2 separate regions of the Homo sapiens genome follow, and region 1 is linked to region 2. Evidence: chromatin loops called from intact Hi-C (ENCODE). Cell type or tissue: A673. All regions are shown on one strand.

Region 1 (5,000 bases), 53 kb after region 2:
CTGATGTGTGGCACCCACAATGGAACTTGTCACATGCCCTACAATCAGAATGTCCTGGAGTCTCATCATTTCAACTTATTTAAAGTTGGTCCTTGAACAAGAGAGCCTGAAATGCCTTGGAATCTTCCTGCTTATATCTGAAAAAACATGGTAGATATTTTCCTAAATGTAATATCAATTCTAAAAATTTATGTGTCAATACCAGTGTGAAACTAAAACATTTTCATGCTATCAAAAATAAAGTGTTTTTAAAAAATCAATTATTCTACAAAAAAAATCTTAAGGACCTTTCCATTCTCTCTATAGAAAATGATACCAGAACAGCACTGTCACGTGAAGTCACAAATACCTCTAAGCCTAAAAAATATAGAAAAATGCTTTCAGTGTTTAAGAGATATAAATAGAAATAATATATAATGCTGATTTTCTGGTTTTATGATGTTTGTTACACTCAGGGTTTTTTTCTTAATATCTTGATATATGGAAGTCTAATAGTTAGACAGAGGCAGAGGTAAGGAAAATAATGACTCTGAGTGGCTGTTTTATAAAAATTTTTCAACTACTGTCCCTAAAACACAAAGGATATTATGAAACTGTCTCCACATTCTGACTTCACCATGTTACCTGCTCTGGCATATACTGTCAATGCTCTATTTATATCTGCATGCATCCACAAGGAAAGAGAACTCCTGAACAGCACTGTGGACCACTCAGACCTAAGGGATGCCTGTGACACACTCCATCCAACCCACAATTTTTGTAAGTGGGCATGGGACATTCTCTAGGAAAAAACACATATTAGGCCATAACACAAGTCTCAAGACATGTGTTAAAATCTTACAAAGGGGGTGTGGAGTAAGGTGGCTAAATAGAAGCCCATACTACTGTTTGTCCCCCTGCACGTCCCACCACAGGGACACCACATTTTAACAACTAACTCTACACCAAAAGTACCATCCCAAGAACCAAAAACCAGGTAAGCAATCACAGTACATGGTTTTAAATTCCTATCACTTAAAGAGACATTGAGGAGGGTAGGATGCTTCCCTGTCACAATGGAAAGCAGAACCTTGCTATACTCAGCTGACGTTCACCCACAGAGGGATCATTTGGACCAATTCTAGCCAGAGGGACTCTTTTGTCTAGGCCACAAGGACTGCAATTCTTAGTGAAGTCCTAGTGTGAGTTGAGCACAGAGCCAGTAGACTGTTGAGGGGTAGGGACATGACCTACTAAGACACCAGTCAGGGTGGCTAAGGGTGTGCTTATGCATCCCCTCACCTACTCACTGGCAGCAGCTACATAGCTTGGGAGAAATCTGTGTGCTTGGAAGAGGAAGACTGCAGTGACTGGCGTACATTGCGTTGTACTCTGATAGGATGCCCTATCGCAGTGGATGCCTGGCAGGATTCATCACCTGCTGACTTAAGTGTCCCTGGGACATGAATAACCCAACAGTGATACCGAGGGAATATGCTGTGGACCTTGGACTCTGAGACATGCTAGCTTCAGGTGCTACCCAGGACATTCACAGCTGTGGTGGCTACAACGAAAGTCTCCTTCTGTTGTAGAAAAGCAGGGGGAAAAGTGAAATAGATTCTATCTTGTACCTTAGATACCATCTTGGCCATAGTGGGTAGAGCACCAAGCAGGCACTGAGGGGTGGGGATGGGGGGCATTCTTGAGTCCAGACCTGAGCTCTTGGTCAGCTCTTCTGGACCCACCCTGGGCCAGAGAAGAGACCACTGCCCTGCAGGGTAAGCCAGTCACAAAAAGACTAATAGAATATAATTCCACTTATAAGAAGTATCCAGAGTAGTCAAATTCATAGAGAAAGGAGGTAGAATGGTTGTTGCCATGAGCTGGGAATAGGTAGAAATGGGCAGTTGTTGTTTAATGGGTATGGAGGTTAAATTTTACAAGATGAAAAAGTACTGGAGATTGGTTACACAGTAGCATGAATGTACTTGACACTATTAACTGTACACATAAAAATGGTCAAGATGCTGACGCGGGCAGATCACAAGGTGAGGAGATCGAGACCATCCTGGCTAACACCATAAAACCCCGTCTCTACTAAAAATACAAAAAAAGTTAGCCGAGTGTGGTGGCGGGCGCTCGTAGTCCCAGCTACTCGGGAGGCTGAGGCAGGAGAATGGCGTAAACCCGGGAGGCGGAGCTTGCAGTGAGCTGAGATCGCACCACTGCACTCCAGCCTGGGCAACGAGCAAGACTCCGTCTCAAAAAAAAAAAAAAAAAAAAAAGGTCAAGATGGTAAATGTTATGTGTATTTTACCACAATTCAAAACAACATGTATTGAAGTTAAATAATATGTTAATAATATAAGAGAAATGTGTTAGGCCCACATGCAGGGAAGTCATAAGATGTCAGATTCCTTAGAGCACTTCTCAACCATTATGAATATGATCCAGTTGATCACAGGGACAAACAGTTCAGCCAATCATTTATGAAGTAGATAAGGAACCCAAAGGGTTGTGTCTAGCCTTGTCATAGGTAAACAAAGGAGGTATCTTGAGTCTATCTAAGTCCTATGGGAGTGTGATTTCTTGCACTAAGTGGGTTCCTGAACAACAGGAATTGTTAAATAAATAACAGCTTCCTTTCCTTTGTGTGGACCAAATCAGAGGCACGTTCACGCTGTCCCCCAGCAACCTCCAGCAGCGTGAATCCCTGGTTTCTTCTGTGTAAGTTGCTCACTAATGCAGCCTAGATTGGCTTCCTTCCCATAGCTTCCCGTCACACTCCCCCACTTCCTTCCTGGTGCTCCCTTGAATACCTCCCAAATAAATGAGTTGCACATCAATCTTTGTCTCAGAGTCGGCTTCTGAGGGGACCTAACCTAAGACATCTTTAGTACCACATTTCCTATTTTCTCTTTTGTCAAGCTTGACTTTTCCTTTGTAACAACCACACTGCATTCAGTTTAGAGAGATAAAACTGTGGGAGTGAAGAAACCCCAAACTGGATTTGAGGCCACAAATTCAAAACTTATAGCAAGTCAGTTTGAATGTGTACATGTCATTGTCATATTAAAAAGAAAAAGCAAATCTAAATTTAAGTAAGGAGAGATTTTATCTTACAGGATGACTGAGAGAGGGAAGGGACTATTGCAATAGTGGGAGGGAACCTATTGCAATGAGGAGGGCACCTCAACCATGTGATCTGCATGTGTCTCAAAGGTTAGGCAGAAAAGAGCTTTTCTTTTATAAGGAGAAGGAACCAAAGCTAAAAAGAACCAGTGAGAGGAAATAGAATACACCAGATGAAAAGTGGATCAAGCTGACAGTAGAACAGAGAATGTTTTACCCCAGAGTCAGCCTCCTCCTTATATGGGCCCTGCAGGAGGGGCTGCCCATGCCCACTCGGGGAAAGCTCAGGAACCTGGGGGGAAGAAAGAAGATTTGCCAAAAATTAATTAGCAAACTTTTGCTCCAGTGGATCAGAAGAACAAAACAGTTCAGCCAATCATGTATAAAGTAAATAAGGAATCTAGAGGGTTTGTGTCTAGCCTTGTCATAGGTAAACAAGGAAGGCATCTTGAGTCTTATCTAAATCACATGGGGAGTGGTGGTTTCTTGCATGAAGTAGGTTCTTGAACACAAAAGGCTAAGATTTCTTAACCTTCAGTTTTCCATGATCACAGGGCTCAAGTAAAGTTCAACATTGTCTTCATTTAATCTGCTCTCGGCTTTAGTTTATTTGCTTGCAAAAAAAAAAAAAAAAAAAAAAAGCAGCTAACTGGCAGTTTCCAAACTTTTTTTTTTCTGGAAGGAAAACTCCTTTTAAAAGAAAGCTTACAGGAAATTGAGTATGCAAAACAGTTACAATTGGAAACCTGTTATGCTGGAAGAAGCTTACTGGCTGGCTAGCACTATGCTTCCTGGCCCCCAGTGTCAGGCTTCTGAGCCCAAGCTAAGCCATCATATCCCCTGTGACCTGCACGTATACATCCAGATGGCCTGAAGCAACTGAAGAACCACAGAAGAAGTGAAAATAGCCAATTCCTGCCTTAACTGATGACATTCCACCACTGTGATTTGTTCCTGCCCCACCCTAATTGATCAATTGACCTTGTGATATTCCTTCTCCTGGACAATGAGTCTCAGGAGCTCCCCACAGAGTACCTTGTGACCCCTGACCCTGCCCGCAAGAGAACAACCCCCTTTAACTGTAATTTTCTATTACCTACCCAAATCCTATAAAACTGCCCCACCCTTATCTCCCTTTGCTGACTCCTTTTTCAGACTCAGTCCACCTGCACCCAGGTGATTAAAAAGCTTTATGGCTCACACAAAGCCTGTTTTGTGGTCTCTTCACATGGACGCGCATTAACACTCAGCACCCACATCCTTGTAAGGACCCGAGCTCCTACAGCATATCTAGCAACTGATGAGGCAGACTTAAAGTTCCTTTCAGCTTCCCTGAACTTTAGAAAGGCTTCTTCCTGATTCTAGGCCTTGATTTCCCTTTCCTTAGAGCATTTACCTTAGAAAACTTGGAATTGCAAGTTCTTTCTCTGCCTCTTTAAAATATTCTCAAAGTCTCTTGGCAGTTTTGCAATCTGGAAATATCTTTCTCAAGGACCTGGGAGTTATCCCTTTGAAACGTAATCACTGAAGGAGATAGCTTCCCTATCTCCCAGTCTCTGTGGCGGGCTAAGACTCTAAATTTGTTGTCAATAAGCACCAACTAGCAAGTTCAGTTAGCCTAATCTTTTTGATCAACCAACCCCCTATTGTCCTCAAGTACTTTTCCAAAAGTTCCCTTCACCTCTTAAAACCCTTCTTGCCTTTTGTTTCGGCAGAGTTAAGGTCAGTCTCCCTCCCCTACTGCAATAGACTTGAATAAAGTCTTCCTTGCCTGCTTAACTCTGTCCAGGGCAATTTTTCTTTGATACAACTTCTAGGCTAAATTATTTGCATGTTCCCTTGTTACTCCAACATTCTACAAAACTTAAGAAATCAGTGATGAGGTATAA
Region 2 (5,000 bases):
CAGATCTGACAAGAACAAGTCCAGTGTCCAAAAGCAAACTGCCACTTCGAGAAGCAATCAAGCAGCTTCCACAGGGCTGATTGCCTCCAACTCCACCTCCGGGCATTTAACAAAGTGGCAGCCAGGTCTTGATTAATCAGCAGAGGCACTAATGAACCAGCCTTGCCGGAGGTTTCCTGCTCTCTCTGATTCCTAACTGCCTCTTTAGTGAATGACTTGGGGCCTCAAGTGAGCCTTACACAGACAGCCCCATTTCTGCCTGGGCACAGACTTTTGATGACAGAGGAGAAAGTCCCGCTAACTGGTGCATTCATGTTGCTTGTTGTTGTTCAAAATACACCTCATATAAATATTTAATATGGGCAAGTGAAATGCAAGGAGATTGGCTAAGGATGTGTGCTGAGAACTTGACTCCTGAGTTTCATCGTAGAGTACTTCTGAGGGTCAGAAACACTCTACGTGCAGCTCCTAACACAGTCGAGGCACACAGCAGGCTCCCAGGACACACTACCGGGTGTTGCTTCCATTCGTAGTTAACTAGCTTTAGGAACCTGGCAAGGGAAAAGGGAAAATACGTCTGCGACTGGGCTCCCCAGAAGCACAGTCTGAGTTGAGCATTCAAGTGCAAGTCGTTTACGCCAGGAGGTAATTCCACAGAGCTCTGAGGAAGGAGCAGGGAAGGGAGACGGGGGAAAGAAGAACAACAACAAAGTTTGTAATATCAGCTAAATAGCCACTGTGGGCAACGGAAGCTCAATCCCACTGGAGAGCTCAAAGAACCGGTAAGGACAAGCATCTGGAAGTTACCCCAGGGCAGGATTACAGAGTGTTCATCTCCCAGCTCCTGTCAAGTCACTGGTTGAGAGCTGCCAGGGTGAAGGTAGTGGATCTACATCCTCGCTTGTTGACCTGCCATGTGCATGGGGCATGCAGGCATGAGAGCAAGGTCCCAGGCCAAGAGTCGCGAGTGCTGCGAGTTGGGTGGTTCCTGGAAATACGGCCAGGCACTCAAAGCATCTGCTTCAACCCCAAAACCAACGCAAGCTTGGGGTTCAAAAAACATATATCATCTCAATTTTCCTCTACCCTTTGGATTAATCTATTGGTTTGTAACCCCCCAAACACTCTCTGAGCGGTTGCTGAATCTGCAGCTCAAAAGTCTGAGTAGCAGGAACATGTTGCTTGAGATTTTTAAAATTTTCCATACATAAGCTGTAAAGCAGAATCATAACCCTTCAGTATGTGAGGTGTTACATGCCACTTGCTGAAAGTGCATGTTCCATGTCTCTAATGATGTTGGTGCTATAGACAGATTTTCTGGTACCAAAACCCTGGTCAAGTCTACACAAACAAATAGGTTATGAGAGCTGGGCCAGGACCTCTTAGTTTCTGCTTAGACCCAAGAGGGTCTGAACACATAGACAAATGTTCATGGTGGAGAGTCCTGAACCACTGACAGCCCTCCATGTTTGGCGGAACACATGCAACTCTCAACATGACTTCACTATGCAAATGAACACTTCAGATTTCAGTGAAAAAGAGCTTTCACAAATTCTCTGCCAGCATCCTGTTGCTCACCAATTATGTTCTTTTTTATTCAAGTAAATTATTTCTACTTAATTCTGTCAATGTTTCATAGGAAACTACAACTTACTGATTATAAACTAGTCATCCATATTATTTTCTACCGCATAAAACTTTACAATCTTGATCCTACATATTTAGTGTATCAACACTATGCATTGACATAAATAATGAAATGCACAGTGAATATCCAATCTACGAATGTTAGTCATCAGAACCAAAAGAAATTACAATAATCAGCAGCGCCCCTTGCTTCTCATTAATTATTGCCTTTGGAGTTTGAATTGGACTCAGTGCCTCTCACTTCCTGTTCTTAATTGTTGTTTAGAGATGCTGTGGGCGATTAAACAGCTCTTGCTTTTCATTCTAGAGGGGGCTAGATGTGGTGGCAGTTAAAATGTTAGGATCCCTTAAACAAATAGCTTCCTGTTTTGTGTCCCATCAGGATGCAAGTGCAAGTCTGAATCTATAAAGATCTTGGTGGTCGGTATCCTAGCTGCCTAATTGACTCTCTCTCTCCATATGCCGCAAGCAAATAATTAGAACAAACAAAATATGTAACGTTTCTACCTCCAAACCACCTGCTTCCTGAGCTTCCCCAAGTCTTTCTTGAGCAGTTGCATAAAAGAAACACTGAGAAATTGAGTGACTTCCAGGATGAAACATGTCAAAAAATTTCCTTCCACAAAGCTTAAAAGGAGAAATAAGGCTATTATCCAAACAATTCAGGCACCCCTTACCCCTGCCTAAAGTGTCCGTGTAAATTATTTGCCGAATGTGATCATTTTAAATTTCCCTTGCAGTTGTTTAGATAAAAGGTGGATTTATCCAAAACATTTATACCTTAAAGATTCTTCATTTCACATTCCAAATAGTTGAGGAGTAAAAATATAGTCATATATTTTGCAACTCCCCTAATCTTGATAGTCTGAAATCTCATCTGCCTCACTCACAAAAACTTCAGTCTTTTGCAACATTTTCTCTTCCCAAATGTCGCTGCAGATTCCCAGGGAGGGGACACAGCAAGGGTGGGGTCCAGAGAAGTAAGTGAATGTTCTGAAGACATAGATGCTACATGTGATGGCAAAGAACGTAGGCCACTTACCTCTAAGAGAACCATTCCATGTGTAGACCGCCTAGATCTGTCCACTTTCCTGCAGATGGCAGTAGTATCATGATGGAGGGCATTCTCTCACCAAGAAGCCCTTTGGGCTAATAGTGGGTTGCTTATGCTGTGGGCTCTGGGTATATTGAAATGCCTGTTTGCCCAGTGTTTTAGCTGGATTCTAGGTCCCAGTTCTGGCCATAGTACGCTGAAGTGAGTTAAATAGTGTCTCCTCAAAATTCATGTCAACTCAGAAACTCAAATGTGACCTTATTTGGAAATAGGATCTTTGCACATGTAATTAATTAGGGATCAAGATGAGACACTGAATTAGGGTAAACCCTGAAACCAATAGCGCGTGTCCTTACATGAAACAGAAGGGACACACAGAGGGAAGAAGAGCATGTGAAGATGGAGGAAGAGATTCGAGTGAGACATCTACAAGCCAAGGAGTGCCAATGATTGCCAGGAGCACCACCACTAAAGGGGCAAGGAGGGATTTTTTTCTAGAGCTTTCAGAGGGAGCATAGTCTTGCCACATGTTGATTTTGAAATTCCAAAACTGTGACAGAAATGCATTTCTGTAGTTTTAAGACGTGTATTTATGGTGATTTCTCGCAACAGTTGCAGGAAACTAATATAGACTCTATCAAGACCAACACATAGAGCTGCCCAGTGAAGACCAATACATCTCTGGATCAACACATCATGTTGCATAAACATAAACCTATCACCATAGGGTGAGAGTGAGTCAGCATGTGCACTAGCAAAAGTAGTACAAGCACATTAGGGTCCATCAAGAATAAAAACCCTGAGTTTTTAATAGTTTGAAGACAGTTGTCTCAATTATAGGCTACATGCTGTACATCTACCTTTCCAACAAGAAAAAGTCAGCCCTCTGGCCAGGACCTGAACCTCACCTACACCAAAGCCCTCCTATGGGATCCAATCTCCAGTGAAAACCCAGGCAGTCTGCAGCAAGAGAAAGGATACATATCACATCTACTAAGCAAACATTCACTGGAGGTTAAGGTAGGGTCTTCTAGCCCCACCCCAAAGTATGTGCCTGTGATCATTGTATGCAGAAGAAGACTTGGTTGAGATAGATTGATAATATTTTATTGGATAAAGTTTTGCTCTGCTGAGTGATTCTCTGATAAATAAACTGAATTGTAGCAGTTAACCTCTTACAGTTTCCATGTTGGGGAGTGAGTGTAGTGTGGTTCTAGTTTTGACACAGTGCATCCCTATATCCCCTAATCTAATATTATCTTACATCTCACCTTCCAGTGTTGTGTTTATAGAAGCCCCAATTAGAGGATGGGTGTCTTATGCTTAATAATAACCCACTCTGTGCTCTGGTGCTGGGCCTCTGAAATCGGAATCATCATTCCCTTCCTCTGCTTGTCTTCAGGTTTCTGGCACTTTAATGCCACTGTTAAGCTCTGTCTTCTGGTCCTTCTCACAAATCCCTAGCCATGTTTTTTTGTTTGTTTGTTTTCTTTCACATCCTCAGGAGATGCAATAATAAAATAAAAAGAATTTGCTATAAACTATATTGTCATTTACTATTTTTATCAGTCATGTTGGAAAAGAGTACAATAAATTCAAAATAGACGACTGCTAAATTTTAAAATTCATTTGCAGTGGGAGTTAAATATCCATATTTATTATGGATTATTAGTAGAAAATGATTACTTGGTGAATGTGTTTTCACATTCTTATTTTAGGGGTACTTATTTAGGTACTATTGCTTTGACCCCCTCATATGGTCTATCGAATGACCTTTCTGATTCCAAATTCCATGCCTCTGTTGCCTTTTCATTAGAAGAAATTAGCAGGCCTTTCACATTTTTTGAAGGAAGCATCAGCTAGGGTCCATAGAAAAAGTAATGGCTTAGAAATCTTGATGAATGCCAGTTCTCGCAGGGGACATCAACTCTAAGTGTGCCTGTGTATGCATAGAGAAAATGGCAGATTTGCATAAACATCCTGAAACATTTTGATGGAGTTCCAGGATCTGCTGCCTATCTGAATTTGTTGTAGGCTTTATTTGTGCTCCTTCAACAATGAAGTTAACCCTTATATTAGCTGCATGGGGAGAAAAGTTTCTATGTTACAAATGGCCCAATTATATTCATTCAAAAATGACTTATCTAGCCCCTAGTTTGAGTAACACATGACACAAAGAATGCTTGGTGGATGCCAAAACTATGCCCTGCTCTCAAAGACCTTTTGTAATAACAAGCAGAAAGACACATACACAATAAATCAGAATAGAATAATAAAATGGGTCATAAAGTAACCTCAG

Evidence for each region. Peaks named below come from ENCODE experiments on the same cell type or tissue, not always from the same donor. Only the 100,000 strongest peaks of a DNase experiment are listed, where the experiment ranks them.
Region 1: a loop joins it to region 2, with 3 times the contacts of the local background. A loop is called at or near these places in 4 of 110 quality-filtered maps.

Annotation. Positions count from the first base shown.
Region 1 is chr18:64,274,682-64,279,681 of GRCh38, reverse strand. The region is part of intron 3 of LINC01924 (long intergenic non-protein coding RNA 1924); the gene reads right to left. Among named protein-coding and RNA genes, the nearest start is that of LINC01538, 17 kb to the right of the region's middle. In A673, no CTCF peak of the experiment used is centred here; a DNase peak (open chromatin) is centred at 2,731; H3K4me3 peaks cover 367 bases; H3K27ac peaks cover 3,312 bases.
Region 2 is chr18:64,328,107-64,333,106 of GRCh38, reverse strand. The region is part of intron 5 of LINC01924 (long intergenic non-protein coding RNA 1924); the gene reads right to left. Among named protein-coding and RNA genes, the nearest start is that of LINC01538, 71 kb to the right of the region's middle. In A673, CTCF peaks have their summits at 2,541 and 2,742 (motif pointing right); DNase peaks (open chromatin) are centred at 1,896 and 2,746.